2 separate regions of the Mus musculus genome follow, and region 2 is linked to region 1. A link is a loop called in an ENCODE intact Hi-C map of the cell type or tissue named here. Cell type or tissue: heart. All regions are shown on one strand. Each heading gives the region's core, and the rest is flanking DNA. Links, peaks and the distances in the headings are about the cores only. Region 1 holds the start of Gm34921 (a long non-coding RNA gene). Region 2 has its middle 18 kb from the start of Gm34983.

Evidence for each region. Peaks named below come from ENCODE experiments on the same cell type or tissue, not always from the same donor. Only the 100,000 strongest peaks of a DNase experiment are listed, where the experiment ranks them.
Region 2: a loop joins it to region 1, with 2.4 times the contacts of the local background. A loop is called at or near these places in 5 of 42 quality-filtered maps.

The regions. Positions count from the first base shown.
Region 1 is chr10:99,266,834-99,272,212 of GRCm38, reverse strand. It overlaps Dusp6 (dual specificity phosphatase 6), which reads right to left. Exons shown (of 3, transcript NM_026268.3): 3 at 4,724-5,379. Gm34921 (a long non-coding RNA gene) reads left to right here and starts at 1,314. Exons shown (of 2, transcript XR_380738.4): 1 at 1,314-1,850; 2 at 3,206-5,349. In heart, for the core only: no CTCF peak of the experiment used is centred there; DNase peaks (open chromatin) are centred at 1,632, 2,662 and 3,302; H3K27ac peaks cover 2,236 bases.
Region 2 is chr10:99,438,876-99,444,254 of GRCm38, reverse strand. It overlaps the pseudogene Gad1-ps. Among named protein-coding and RNA genes, the nearest start is that of Gm34983, 18 kb to the left of the region's middle. In heart, for the core only: a CTCF peak has its summit at 2,907; DNase peaks (open chromatin) are centred at 284 and 3,104.

The DNA.
Region 1 (5,379 bases), core at 318-5,317:
CTTTTTTTTTTTTTTTTTTTGGAAGACAACAACAACAACAAAGTGGATTTGACCAAGAGTAATAGTACCTAAGGTTGTTTTCTCTTCTCTGCAAACAACTACATGTACACACACAACTATGTATACACACACAAAGTAGTCAGGATGGACCGGGCATGTAGCTAAATAGTAAGAGTATTTGCCTAGCCTGGCGGTGGTGGCGCACGCCTTTAATCCCAGCACTTGGGAGGCAGAGGCAGGCGGATTTCTGAGTTCGAGACCAGCCTGGTCTACAAAGTGAGTTCCAGGACAGCCAGGGCTATACAGAGAAACCCTGTCTCAAAAAAAACAAAAACAAAAACAAGAGTATTTGCCTAATATACCAAAGAGTCTGATTTCAATCTCCAGTACAACTAAAAAAAATTTAAAGAATGCATTTTTTAAAATTTAAACATTATTAAAAATTTAGATTTTTCTCCAAAATCCAGAAAGGGACAATTCTAACAGAGGAGGAACAATAGATTTTGTTGTCGTTGATTTTCTTGCTCTCTTTGAAGGTGTCATTCTCAAAGAACATATAGTGCCTTTGGTACTTCATCTTTGAAAATGTTCCTGTCACATCTGGTCTCTGCTTCTAGGGAAGTCGCTAGGTGAAGCTGCACGCTATCCGTCCATCCCTTCGTAAACATTAAAATACAGGGTATAAAATGTTGTTTGCATGACTGAAACAAAGCAGGACAGACAAGAAGTCCACTTGTCCCTAGAGGACCCAATGATTTGGGACATCCAGAAAACATCCCTTGACACCTGGAGGCTTGGCCCTGCCTTTGACTTTGGAGGACTCAGTGAAGGTCTTCAGCTGTCCTTCATTGTCACCTTCTTTCTTCAAACAGACTCACATCAAGGTCTGAATAAATATTTGTGAACTGTTTGAACTTTGTTCTGTGCCCTTCAATTCCCTTTGGACTATAAAGACGTTTGAAAGAATCGCCCCAGCGCCCAGGGGAGCGCGCACGCATGCGCACACACCTGCTCCTATCCCCAAACTGGACCTGTTCAGAGCCAACTGCTACGAGAGCACCGAAGACACAAGGATTGTATTAGAATCTTTGAAAGTCTTGCAGGGTACTTGGGAAACTGCATGTGAGGCACGGCATATAAATTTACAGCCCAAGTTGTCCTTGTGAAACAGCTTCAAATCTGTGGACGGGTTTTCTAAGGGCTTTTCAAGGATTTTGTCCTACCATCAGCTACCCCAGGACCTGTTCTTTCCGTGTGTTTCTACTATCCCCACCCCCACCCCCTCCCCCAGCCCATCTCCTGTTCTTCGCTGGCTGTTTGTCCCTTGGTCTGCAGACCTCCACTCTTTCTCTTGCCCTTCCCCTAACCCTGACTCTCTCTCACAAATCTCTTCCGGAAGAAATCAGATAATGGAGCCTATCTCACAGAGCCATTCTGAGAGGGAGGAGGTAGCTGCTTTCAGAAGTCCCCCCCCCCCCCTCCGCTGAGCTGACCCAGGAGTGTGAGCAAAGGTCGGGGCCAGGCCCCATGATGCTAACTAGAGATCCTGAGGGACATCAGTGTTGTAACTTATGTGCTAATCGGCCCAAGGTTGGGCAACTTCTCTCCGGAGAGGAAGGAAAGAAGCTTCCAGATGAACTGACACATGAAAAGGCCCGGCAGCTTGGCCTTTTCATGATTTGGCTCTGGCATCCCTGCCGGCCCGTGTAACCTCTGATTACTCCACTTCCTCAGCTATAAAATGGAGGCGCCGCTTCCTACCCAGCATCACAGGATGCTGTGAAGAGCAGCCAACGCTGACTGGACAAGCAGTCTGCAGCAAACAGAGCCCCAAAGCTCGGTTCGAAAAGGTAACAATACTGTACACACACACACACACACACACACACACACACACACACACACACACACACACACACCGGAGGGGGAAGGGGAAGAGGAGAAGGAAGAGGGGCAGGGACAGGGATTCCCTAATAGAGTACTAGATGCCATAAGGGGGGATCCCTGCCTCAGTTTCCTCTTTGGAAGAGAACAATAATGGAGCCTATCTCACAGAGCCATTCTGAGAAGTTAAGAGGAGTATTACCCACAATGCACAGTATGCAGTATCTATTATAGACGGGGTTGTTGCCACCTGACCCTCTCATTTTAACCTTTAGAGTATCACCGATCCACGATCAGAAGGCTAGAATTATAAAAGGAGCCTAGAAGGATAGATCAGCATCTTTTCACAGATGAGAAAAAAAAAAAAAAAAAAAAAAAAAAAACCAAACCCTTTAGTGGGGCCAAAAGCCTTGCCCTGGGCTACTCATTCCATTAGCGAGAGAAGGGGAATCACAATTCATGCCACCCAGTTTTAAAGTCCATGCAAATATTTTTCATTCCTCTAAAGACTGTTGGTATTTTTATCACCAGACAAAACTTCCTAACTCCGACTTTTAACCCTGAAATCTGTTCATCCCATTAGCTGCTGCACACCCCGAGGGGTTATTGGTTTGGTTTTGCAGCACCCCTGAAACCTGCAGACAACCCCTTCTCCTATCAGAGCCTCCCCCCTCCCAACACAAGGCAGGGAAGGTAACGCTTTCTCCCAGACTGGAGGATGGCTCTAATGGGGATAGCAGGTGATGAAGAAGGCCTGGCTAGAGAGCTTGCAGCTGCTGGCAAAGGTTGCCCTAGTAACCATGAGGGCTCCATTCAGGAAAGCAGCCCAACTTTGAGAAGGAAAATGATAGCTTTCCCTTGGCTCCTTGCAAGCACAAAGGGTAGCAGGAAGAGAAGGAGGCAGAGGCAGGGTGAGGTGAGGGCTCCTGCTGTTGGTCCGTTACTGGCTCCCACCGTTCAGAGGAGAAACAGAAGAAAAGCAGACAGCTCTTTGAATCTCCTGGCCTAGGTGAACCGTAAAAAATCACCCTTTTAACATGAACCCTTTTGTGGGAACAGAGGAAACAGGCGCCCTGTGTTCACCAGGCTTATGAAACAATATGCCAGGAGCGGAGAAACCCCCCAAACACTGCAACTTTATGGGGGCCCTAAACTCTCCTTTAGCTCAGACTGGTGACAAAGACCATTTGCTTCCAATTTATTGGAAACCTTTTCCCCCCCTTTTCACAGCTTGAGCCGCTCGAAGGCTGTAAGCTCCCCTTGCCTGCAATCACTCAGACACTTGCTGAATGGGCCAGCCTCAATTATGTTCCCTCCACAGGTTCAGCTCACACTGTGACCCTGCACGGCTTCCTGCTATTCATATGTGTTACTTCCCCTTTGTGGTAATGGCTTGTGGCACTTGGCCAGAAAACATTATTAATTTCAGAAGTGGACTGACAAAACAACAAACGCACAGTGGAACAAGAGGAAGTGCTGCGGAGGCCAGCTGTCCGGGTTGAGCCCAGCGGTAGGAACTCGGGTGGATGCAAGTTCTGGAAGGAACAGAGATGATCCACGAAGAGGGAGACACACTCAAATTACCCGCACCCCAGCCCCCTTTAATATAAAAAAAAAAAGAAATGAGAGAGAAGAAATCAGAGAAAAGGAAAGAAAGCAGTCAGCTACTTGAGCTGCAGCGAGACAGCAACCACTGCTTGCAAATGCCAGGAGCCAGGACCGGAAACTCTTCAGAACCGGAAACTCTTCAGAACCCGGATGAACGGGAGCCAAGTTGAACTGCGGTCCATTTCTGCTTTGTGTTCCTGCTGACTTGGGACACCCAAATAGAGCCTGGCTTGATTATTTTTCTGGTTCCCCCCCCCCACCCCCACCCCCTTGGAGTTAGTCGCTTAAAAAAAGTCACTCCCAGAAGACAAGTTGACACAACTGCTTGTCGAATGAAAATCCACTTGCCAACTACACGTAGACTGTCAGGTAGCACAAGAGTCATCTCCCATGATGCTGGGCTGAAAAGCATCTTTTTTTCCCACTTCAAAATGATGGAGCTCAGGCGTGATATCCCAAAACACATCCTAGCACTTCTGGTACTAATGCATGCCTCCTCCTCTTAATTTAGTGTGCCTACTTCTGAGCTCAGAAAAAGGCCTTCAGAAGAATAAGAGGATGCCTAAGCCTTTGGCTCAGAGGAAAACTTAAAAACCATCTATAACTAAGATTCAATGGTGGTTCTGGCCTACGTCCTAAAATAGCTAAGCACAAAAGCAGACTTAAATTGGCAACAAAAGATTTCACCCAGCAGAGTGAACATTCAAACATAAAAACCACATGCAAGTCCATGAGAAAGCCAACATACCATTACAATGTCCTGAGAATCAAAGAGAGAAAGGGACCCAGGATAGCTCATGCTAGGATCATTCTGGTCAGAACTAGACATCCTGGAAAAAATTATTCTACTTCCTTCCTGGCATGCCCAAGGATTATGGAGTGGAGGACTCTGGAAGACAGAGGTTAACATGTGGCTGCCATTATCCTGGGACAGCCTTCTGGGGGCCATGCCATTTGTGAATATCCAAACTTTATATTTCAACAATGTTTATACTGTGGGCTTCACTTCTCCGGGAAGGGTTTAAATAAAAAAAAATCTTAATGAAGCCTGAAGGCTTATCTGTATTGCAAGAAGTGGTCAGTCTACCCTATGAGGTCTTAACTTGAAACAAAATTTCAGACCTCATCTGAAAGACATGAGTAGTATAACCTTGCTACCCCTACCAGCTCTGCCAATCACCCCTTAAGTGTGTAACTTCATAGACTGAGACACTTAAAAATAAAAACACGCTCAATAGCCAAAATAGTTATTTATTAATAATTTAAGGTTTTACATTCTTATAATAAATTCCAGCTCAAAACTTTACACCACGAACATCATGGAGCAAGTTAATTCTCCCTTCCTCTCAACCTGTTGCATCCACCAAATGGGCGCTCATACTCGCACACATACACACACTTCCAGTTTCGTATTTTTTTTTAAAAGGAAAGAAACCAACCCAAAGTATTGCATTTGAGGTGACACTCCCTGAAGAATTTTGTACAGAGGTAATATGCTGTTTAGCACAGCTGAAGTTATTTAAAAAAAAAAAAAAAAGTGAACCCACAATTTTGGTGTCTTTCCAAAATACCCCTTGAGACACTGTAAGCCAAATATTTACAAAGGTAAGGCAGAGTCAAAACTACATTAAGAGGAAAAAAAAAGTTACAAGGAAGATATATGAAAGAGACTGAAGACCTCATCATAACAAAGTCTTAGTGATAATAATATCCACGAAAATGCCGTCAGAATTGGTACATCAAGGTCAAGCATGCTGCAAATATACCCTTTGGATTAAAAAGAACATTTTTTTCCTTATACTTTTGTTCTAAGAAGTGGCATACTGCTCTTTCTCTCTTTGGATCTCTTTTAAGCCCAAAGATAAAAAACAAATACAAGCCAAACAA
Region 2 (5,379 bases), core at 87-5,086, 170 kb before region 1:
TTGGGGGACTGTCTCTCCCTGAAGGCGCTCACAAGACAATTCTTCTCTTCCAGGCTATTGGTCCTTTGCAAGAAGCCACAGATCTTCAGGCCCAGTTTTCTGATGCATCCACACCAAGTATCATATGTTGTAGGGAGCAGGTTGGTAGTATTAGGATCTGCTCCCGCAGCGTTCAAGGAGGTTGCAGGCGAAGGAGTGGAAGATGCCATCAGCTCGGTGGTCTTGGGGTCTCTATTGTTCAAGAGTCCCCCGCGGACTGGGCGCAGGAACAGGCTTTGTTCAGCCACAGTGAACTGGACCCTCCAGAGATTCCTCCAGGAAGTATCCCCTGCTGGGCTCGGATGCGCCACAGGTGTACGCGCTGGGTGTCACCACAATGCTGTTTCTTCCTTGGTTGCACGATCCCTGGTCCGGCACTCAGGTGTTTTTTTGTTTGTTTGTTTGTTTTTGGTTTTTTTTTTTTTTTAAGAGTAAAAAGAAAAGAAAAAGATTTCAAACACAGAAGACCTCAAAAAAAGTTGTGTCACCCACGGTCCCTTCCTCTGTAACTAATGGAGAGAGTAAACCAAGAAAGAGGAACAAAATAACAGGAACCTGCAAAGACATCTCCAACGTGATGCCATGGTAGAGACTCTGAGGACATAAAAGCATGGGATTCACTTTGGCAGCAGGGAGCACACTGATCCTTTCACAGGCATCCATGATAATCTTACAGAGATTACACAATGTTCCTGAATGCATCCGAAGACGATTCATCATTTTGGCAAAAAGCTTGGGGTTACGTGATCAGATGAAATTAGACAATAAATGAAGCTTTCTGCCCCTGTTAATATTTACATAGAGGACTAATTGTATTTTAAATGTTAAAGAGACTGCAATTATTCACATAAGGATATCAAAAGACTCACAACGTTGACTTCCTATACATCCATGCAGTTGGGAACACACTTCACAAATCATTTCTGGGAAAAGGAGGCAGGAAACCAACCGCCCCAAACAAATTTTTTCAAGCCAAGAAATGGCTTCAGGATAATAAAATTATCAGTCTCGAAATGAAAACTGCTAAGTGTTCAAAAGAACAGCCAGTCCAGATGGAGCAAAGAGGCACCCAAGAGATGCAAAGAGAAATTAAAGTTGACACTTTGTAATTGAAAACATTTTTAAAAGATGACAATGTAAATTGAAGAAATTAGGAACCTTAAGAAATGTCAAAAAAAATGTAAAGCTAAAATGAGCATACCATTCAGTCTGTGAATGCTGTCCTTATGGTATGAATATATAAACACGACTTGTTGACTCATTCTTTCAACCAAACACAAATTATCATTGTTTTTTTTTTTATTTACAACACTGATGGTAAAAATTACATTATTAGGTTTATTGACCAGAATGGCATTGATAAATTAGGCAAAGGAACAGTCAATTTACAAAGGAATTATAGTAACCATCAAAAGCCTATTTTAATGAAGAACAGTACCAATAGCTATCTCTGATAAGGTTGTTTCTTATATTTCTGTATACTAACTGCCCAAAAGGCCAACCTTCTAAAGAATCAGCGCTGAACACGAACAACAGTGAATACTCAACACCTGCTCCTTTAGTTAATAGTCCATAAAAAATGGTTTTATGATATTTTACACAAAATTATAGATGAGTCAGTCTATGTACTGACAATATTCATTAGCATAATACCCCACACCACACACATTACAATAGTAAATGCTTGCTTGAGAATAAGTTCACAGACAGCTTAAATGCAGAATCAGTAAGTAACCAGTTCCCTACTGTGTGCAAATTAATTCCCTACTTAATGCTCACAGCAATAGGAAAACACAGGAGCTTGGCCACTTTAGGAAGGGACTTTAAACCTAACTGGTGAAAGACATATGAATAAAATAGATCGCTGGGCCCCTAGGCACATCCTAAGGAAGATGCTAACAGAATAAAACTGGCAATTAGTGAACATTACACATTGTGTTCCATTCGTTCTGCGTGAAAATCAAACAGAAAAGCGCTCGAGAAGTCCATAGTGCAGTCCTCATTGTGACATGTCCTGAAAGGAACGTAAATCATTTTCTTTAACAGCACTGAGCTTGTTTGTTTTGTCGGATTGCCCACTCTAGTTCTTGAGAAATAATGACCACAGCTCCTCCAACGGCCTGCAGCGTTCTCTAAGGTTCCATGGGAGAGCTTTCCAGATGAGATTTAAACAAGCTGAGGTTTAAACACAACGTGGTAGCCAAGGCTGCCATTTTAACCTTTTAAATAATACTTTTTCGCTAGCATGCTATCACAATACTATCATAATGTTTAATAAACAAAACCTCAGCAGAGCTTTATGCTAGCTAGTGCTGGGTGCATTGACTTGGCATTTCCAACTTGACTCAGGTTTCAGTTGATCTCAGGAGGAAGATTTCTCCTACAGCCAGGGTACCCACAAGACAACAAGGTGATTGCTGAGACCTCCCATTCGCAAATACATCTCATGCTGATCACAATTTGTTTCATGATGTATAAAGAGACGAAAATAATACAAAAACAAATAAGATGATAAATACTCCATACAAATCATGTCCCAGCGGGTCTCATTTCACGTCTTCTGATTACAGCATTGGTTCGTTCGGTTTATCGGCTTTGTGATGAGTGAATTTGTTGAAACTGAACTCATGAAGTTACTTCTACTGCTAACATACCTTCTACCCGAATACAGCGTAGTGTTATGAGATATTTTTTGAAGGGAATTTCTGGACAACTAAATTCCACTGGGAAAGTTGTTCTGCGAAATCCTTTCTAGATCAACAAGATTATGCGTCTCTGAGAAAGGCTCCAGTCTACAACAGAAACACCGAACCATCCTAGGGTTTCTAGCCTATCGAGCACTCTTCACACCAGTAGGGCCACCAGCAGAGTCAGCCTAGGGTGCAGTATGGTCTTCCTCTTCCCACTGGGTTTTGCACAACACCTGCGAGTTAATCAGGATGTTTTGGGGTGTGCCTGCACTTCTCTGTCAACATCTCAGCTTTGGGCAGATGCCAGCCTGTAAGAGATTTTCATCTTGAGGCCGCTTCCTTTCTTGCAACACTGGTTGGACTGTTGCCAAAATCATCAAGCTACCGAGGGAACATCCCTTTTTACTTACTCCCATCCATTTCTGGATCAAAGAACCAGCCCTGAGTGCTACGACTGAAGATAGGCTTTTTTCCCCCACTCCTTCTTATTAATTACTCAACTAAAACAATCCTCACTAATCTCATTAGTCCCTTCTTTTTGACATGTTACTATCTCAGTACTGAGTTCATCTCAAGGATTTCTGCTTTGGTTTTGTTTGTTTGTTTTGCTTTTCGATTAAAGAAGAACGGAATGATTTAGGGCTACAATAATACTTATCATTCTATGAATATTCAGGTCTTTGTTTCTACATAGAAATAACAATGCAATTTCAATGCCTAATGACTATGGCAGTTTGTGTGTGTGTATGTGTGTGTGTGTGTGTGTGTGTGTTTGTGTGTGTGTGTGTGTGTGTGTGTGTGTGTGTGTGTATACCCACGGAGGCTAGAGATGGACATTGTAATTTTGCTACTCTTATGAATCATAATGTATATATGTGACATGCAGGGTATCTGATATGTGACCCCCATGAAAGGGTCATTAGACTCTAAAGGGGGTTGCAATCCATAGGTCAAGAACCTCTGTTTTACGCCATACTTTTGAAACAAGATCTCTCACCAATCTTGGGGCTCCATGATTTGGAACCCAAAAGTTCCAGGTCCCTTCCTCTTCCCATCCTAGTCGCTGGTTCCTGGCACTCTGATCACAGTCACAATCTATTTACCCAGCTTTATACGTGGGTGCCAGGAAGCTGAACTCAAGTTCTCATGCTTGCCAAGGCTAGCACTCTGCTAACTGGATTCTCCATTCCTCATTGCAGCATTTGTAAATATTAATCTCCACACATGCCGTGTATTTACTGACGCCAATGTAATGAAAATTGAAGCAACAGTGAGAATGGCCAAACCCCAACACACTGACAACTATAAATTGCTACAAAAGTGTGGACCACAAGAACTCATTTATTGTTGGGACAATACAAAATAGTACCATCATGGTAGAAGACAGTTTGGCAGCTTCGTGCAAAACACAAACTGTATGATACACCAGTCACTCTTTGGTGCTCAGTAAATGGAGTTGAAAACGTGTGTTCATGCAGGAACCTGAGTATGAATGTTCCACACTCAGTGGAACAAAGCTTAGATGCAGTCCCTCATCAGTGAATAGATAAATTCTGATACATAGAGTGGGGATTTACTCAGTTGTTTTAAAAAAAAAATGAGCCAATACCAAGCTTAGAATGCAGTTCAGTGGGAGAGTTCTTGCCTAGCATATCGAAGGCTTAGGTTCCGCTTCCTAAGGCTACAAAAACAAAACACTGGAAAAAAAAAACATGGATGCATTAAATGCATAGTGATAAAGTGAAAGAAACCAACATGAAAGGGTGCGTCCCATATGATTCCAATGTGATGTCATTCTGGAAAAGACGAAATTATTTAATAGGATTAAATAAATAAGTCGGTGGTTTTATAAGGACTAAGGGAGAGAAAAATAATTACACAGACCTCAGATGAGTATATTTGCAATGAAAACTCTGTCTGATGCTATTTGGCACATTAATGTTGTTATATATTTATCCAAGCCTATGTTTAACAGCAAGTGAACTCAAATGTAAGCTATAGACTTGGGGCAGTTACATTGTTCTATGTAGGTTCATCATTTGTAACAAGTGTACCATGTTGATGAGGGATGTTGATATTGGGGAATATTGATCACTGTGCCTGTGAAGGGGTGTTAGGAGAGAAAGTGTGGGGGCATACATGTTCTCTGTAGCTTCTCCTAGTTGTAAGTGTGGAAATTTCCTAGAAATCTAAACGTGAACCACCGGATCCCGCTCAGTACTTAGATACTAACGAAGAGTTTTATCTTAGCTTATGCAGTAGGGACTTTTCTCTTGGTTGAACCTGAGACCTTGATTGAATCTAGGAGTCAACTTCTTAATGCACTAATATATCAGGATGGAGAAAGTTTTTCTCTCCAAACAATGGCTCAGCATACTAAAAGGGTCAATCTAACCTGAGGCATGCTATCCAAGGAGGGCATAGCCTCCTGAACATATGTAGAATGAGACTCTGTCTAAAAAAAAAAAAAAAAAAAGAGGAGGAAGAGTAAAAAGGAGAAAGAGAAAGAGAAGAAGGTAAGGGAGAGGAGGAAGAGAAAAAAGAAAAGAGGAAGAAGAGAAAAGAAGAGGAAGAAGGCAGCAAAGGCTATAAACAAGAAAGGAAAGGAATGTTCATCTAGACCAGGTCTGTCTTTGTATGAAAGACTTTC